Linked DNA regions of Homo sapiens: region 1 is linked to region 2. Evidence: chromatin loops called from intact Hi-C (ENCODE). Cell type or tissue: right lobe of liver. All regions are shown on one strand. Region 1 overlaps LAMA3 (laminin subunit alpha 3). Region 2 overlaps TTC39C (tetratricopeptide repeat domain 39C).

The links. Hi-C counts contacts between places; a loop is a spot of excess contacts. Peaks named below come from ENCODE experiments on the same cell type or tissue, not always from the same donor. Only the 100,000 strongest peaks of a DNase experiment are listed, where the experiment ranks them.
Region 1: a loop joins it to region 2, with 2.8 times the contacts of the local background. A loop is called at or near these places in 35 of 110 quality-filtered maps.

The regions. Positions count from the first base shown.
Region 1 is chr18:23,923,659-23,926,158 of GRCh38, reverse strand. All of the region lies in intron 62 of LAMA3 (laminin subunit alpha 3), which reads right to left. Among named protein-coding and RNA genes, the nearest start is that of LINC02958, 58 kb to the left of the region's middle. In right lobe of liver, no CTCF peak of the experiment used is centred here; no DNase peak of the experiment used is centred here.
Region 2 is chr18:24,117,890-24,120,389 of GRCh38, reverse strand. TTC39C (tetratricopeptide repeat domain 39C) reads right to left here. Exons shown (of 14, transcript NM_001135993.2): 8 at 2,158-2,265. Among named protein-coding and RNA genes, the nearest start is that of CABYR, 20 kb to the left of the region's middle. In right lobe of liver, CTCF peaks have their summits at 1,013 and 1,214 (motif pointing right); a DNase peak (open chromatin) is centred at 1,199; H3K27ac peaks cover 454 bases.

The sequences.
Region 1 (2,500 bases), 190 kb after region 2:
AGGATACATGTGCAGGAAGGGCAGGTTTTCTTATCTAACATTTATTGAGCACTGACCATGTGCTGACCTCTGCTAATTCCTTTACACACTCTGAATCTTCCAACCACCCTAAGAGATAGGCAGCTACTATGCCCATACTATAGATGTAGCAATGAGGCATTAAGAGGTTAAGGCCTTGCCTAAGGTCACACAGCTGGTAAGTGGTAGAGCTGGGGTCTGTACTGTCAGTGTGTCACACAGGTTAGTGAGGCTTGAAGCCCTTGCTTTTTACACTTACAGTTGGTATTCCTGCAGCACTTGGAAGTGATCATGCCTTTTTCTAGAAGAGTTACCTACAGCAGAAGTGTTAAAATGGAAGAGATTTACTTCCACTATTCCTGGGGGGATTCTTGTTACCTTGGCTTACCTGAGGACCTACAGTTCTACATTTACTCCAGGATACAGGGTCTGAACATACTTGCTAGAGGAATGTGATTGCACTGGGGCATGAGTTGTTGTGTTGGTGGGTTCCTGCGTTGGGGTATTTATGTATACTTTGGGCCAATCTGTCCACAAAAGCTTAGCCAGCTCCATGGCTGTTGCAGGCCGACTTCAGAGAGCAAAAAGAACAAAAGGCAGCCCTAATCTTGGTGTTGGGTACTTAGTCGATGTTCAATAGATCTACTTTTTGGATCATTTTCATTTTAGTGTGTATAATCACACTCTGTAAACAATGGTGTAGGTCCTCAAGAAAAATGCCCTTGTTGGTGTCACACCCTCTGGCATTACCAGGGATGATTTGCTCTTCTCCTGGGTAGGAGATGGGATTAACAGAATGATTTCTGATTATAATCGGAAACAAGCCATTCCAAGATCTGGGTCCCCATTCCCAGAAGAAACACTACAGTGAGAGGGGGAAGAAACAAAACGTGCACAAAATCCCTTGAGCAAAGCTGATTTAGTGATTACACTTGCTTGCCTTGCTCCAGGTTAGGTTTGAGAACTTTGTCTAAAAGGTCCCTCCATTTATGCCAGGGACCAGAACACCTCCCTGCTCTGGAAGCGTTGGCTGGTTGCCCCTACAGAGCTTGGCTGTGGATTATCCATGGAACTCCTCTGTGCCCACCCCACCTCCCAGTGACTCATGCCCAATGGCAGTTTCAGGAATCTCTGGGCCACCAAAGACTTCACCACAGGGATGAGGCAACACCCAGAACAGCTGACTATTCCTTAGAATTTTGCTTTAGAGGGAGTGAAGGGCCAGTGAAATCTTTTGACTGGCCTCTATCTCCTGCATTTTCCATGTTCCAGTGATTTTAATAAAAAGTCAAAATATAGGCTGTGCATGGTGGCTTATGCCTGTAATCCTAACACTTTGGGAGGCAGAGGCAGGTGGATCACCTGAGGTCAGGAGTTCGAGACCAGCCAGACCAACATGGCAAAACCCCGTCTCTACTAAAAACACAAAATTAGCCGGGCATGGTGGCAGGCACTGTAATCCCAGCTACTCGGGAGGCTGAGGCAGGAGAATTGCTTGAACCCGGGAGGTGGAGGTTGCAGTAAGCCGAGATTATGCCATTGCATTCCAGCCTGGGCAACAAGAGCAACACCTCGTCTCAAAAAAAAAAAAAAAAAAGAAAAAAAAAGGTCAAAGTATAAAACTTGCCCAGAAAAAGGAAGCAGTCCCTTGTTTGGAGGATCCCAAAATAAGTTACTAAGAAAATTCTAGGCCAGGCATGGTGGCTCATGCCTGTAATCACAGCATTTTGGGAGGCCAAGGTGGGTGGACTACCTGAGCTCAGGAGTTCAAGACCAGCCTGGACAACATGGGGAACCCCGTCTCTGCTAAAAATACAAAAAATTAGCCAGGCATGGTGACACATGCCTGTAATCCCAGCTACTCAGGAGGCCAAGGTAGGAGAATCACTTGAGCCCAGGAGGCAGAGGTTGCAATGAGCCAAGATGGCGCCACTGAACTCCAGCCTGGGTGACAGAGCAAGACTCTTGTCTCAAAAAAAGAAAGAAAATTCTGGACTGGGCACAGTGGCTCACGCCTGTAACCCCAGAATTCTGGGGGTGGGAGGATCACTTGAGGCTAGAAGTTCGAGACCAGCCTGGGCAACACAGCAAGACCCCATCTCTACAAAAAATTGTTTTAAAAAAGCAAATTCTCTATGTATATGCATCTCTATATCTATATATTTCTTTAATGGATGGAGATGAAAAGGCAAATAAAGGTTGAGTGCTGAATTAACCTAAAGTTTTGCTGAGCCAAAACTAAAGCCACCTCTTTTGTGGTTCTACCTACTGCTCTTTTCTAGAAAACCTGGACTGACTGGCATCCACATCACTGTCTAGGGGCCTTGTGTTAATATCATGCAAACACAAACCACCACCAATGGGTTCCTTATTGCCTCAACTTGAGAATTCCTCCTGGCTCTGGGTAAGCCCACTGGCCTCTACCACCTCAATGACTACCTGGCCCTGAGCTTCATTTACCCTTCTCCAGACTGGCCTCCTT
Region 2 (2,500 bases):
TAACGGTGCTCCTTCCCTGCCTCATGTACTCTTTTGTTTTTGAGACAGAGTCTCACTCTGTTGCCAGGCTGGAGTGCAGTGGAGCGATCTCAGCTCACTGCAACCTCTGCCTCCTGGGTTCAAGTGATTCACCTGCCTCAGCCTCCCAAGCAGCTGGGACTACAGGTGTGCGCCACCACGCCTGGCTTATTTTTGTATTTTTAGTAGAGATGGGGTTTCACCATGTTGACCAGGATGGTCTTGATCTCTTGACCTCGTGATCTGCCTGCCTTGGCCTTGCCTCATGTACTCTTTGTACTGGAGCTATTCACCCACATCTTATCCTCTCTACAAAATCCCAATGCAGGAACAGAGATCAGAATCTTTCATGCTTATCCTCTGCTATGATTGGTATGGTTCTGGGATTGCCAAATATTGGGGGGGGGGAATTAATGTTCCTCTATACAGCCACGCTGTACATTTATGTATTTGAAACTCAACAAAGATGAAAAAATAAATAGCTGTCCACCATCGACTGTGCGGCCCAATTACACCTAATGGCTGCGGAGTTGTGTGCAGGCCTCTCTTTTCTGGGCTATTCAATCTGGATTCATCCACTCTTCAACGTATTAAACACACTGAGTCACTCAACAAATAGCTGCTACTTTCATCTGAGATGTCTTCAAATTCTATACAACAATCCTTTAAGTGTGAGACACAGCATATTATCCAGTATATGAAAAATAAGCTTATTCAAACATCAGGGACAGAGCCATGAGAACACGCCTGTCAACAGGGATTGCAATGCGGAATATGGACAAAAGAGGGCTTTGCACTGACTTTTGGGGTCCATTTGCTAATGGACCGATGCAATTTTATAGGGAATTTAAGAGATCCAGAATATCCTTATTGGTCAATGTTCATCAACCCTATCTTATTTTATATAGATCAGTTAAGAGGGCAGAATGGAAGTGGAAGATGGTCATTAAATCTGAACGTTAAGAATAAGAAGGTATTGAAAATAATGTTTGGATTAGTCTTGAATTTTAAGTAAAAGAACCACTCATGTGGCTGCAAGAGGAGAGTTCATTACACAAACCAGAAAAGGCTTACATGAAGTTGCTTAGAGGCAGAAAAGGTACAACCGCTTGGCTTTCTTCAATTCCACACCTCTACAACTCTGAATCACGTGGCCTTTTAGGTATTGAAGGATGCAGACAACTACTTTGGCCACCAGGTGGCAGCACATCTCTATCTCCTCATACATGGGCAAAAAAACACTTAATTCAAAACAGAATACAGGTGTTAATAACGATATGCAATGTAAATACCTTGCATCTAAAATATTATACTGTAAATATAATAGAGTTATGAGGTAAAACAAGGTTGGAGCAGATGACTCAGACCTATGCAACTTTGTAACCAGGGCACGAACCAAACAAAAATACTAGCACAGATCAGGCTCTGAGGCTCATGCCTATAATCCCAGTGCTTTGGGAGGCTGAGGCAGGAGGATCACTTGAGGCCAGGAGTTAGAGATTAGCCTGGGCACCATAGCAAGACCTTGTTGCTACAAATTTTTTTTAAAAAATTGGCTGGGCGTGGTAGGGCATGCCTGTAGTCCCAGCTACTCTGGAGGCTGAGGCAGGAGGATCGCTTGAGCCTGGGAGGTTGAGGCTATAGTGAGCTGTGATCAGGCCACTGCACTTCAACCTGGCAAAAAGAGCAAGACCCAGACTCAAAAAAAAAAAAAAAATTAACACACTGAAAAAAGACTGTTCAATTCTTAAAAATTCTTCAGAATCCCAATAAAAAACATAGCATATTAAGTAAAGGGATAGAGACAGGTTGAGGCAACTTAGGGCAAAATATACAGTAACGGGGAAGACCTCATAATATGCATTTCCAAGACACAAAACAGGACCAAGCCAGGCCCAGAGGGGAAGCGTGTGGTGAAGGGGCACCCTGGGCACTACTGAATTTCTGGGTGTTCACCTGGGTCAGTGAACACAGTATTCTAGCACTATTTACTTGGTTGCACAAAACATTAACATGCTGGGGAAGGCTGTGGAGGGGTACAACTTTTGCTTCCTCTTGCCATCATTCTCCCATCTGCCCACGTCAGGCGAGCTAATTCACGACAGAGAGAGGCACACTGAGGGACCATGGGCGACTCACCTGCAGTCAAGTAGGCATAATAGCACTGGGACCACCTGGACTCATTTTTTAGCCTCTCAAAGGAATCAAATGCATCCTTGAAATTGAGCTCTATCATGCTGCACCAACCTATGAAAGAAATATTTTTAGCACATGACCCTAAAGTACTGAGCTCTATGACCCATATTTAAGCCACGAGCCTCTGATATGGCGATCATTCTCTGTGCATGTTCTATGAAATGCGTAAAAAAGTTTAACCTGAAAACCTAAGAAATTATTTTTTCCCTTAAATACTTTCAATGTAAAGTTTGAATTTGACAAGGCACTTAGGTTTGAGTCAGACAACCAATAAAACAGCACAGAA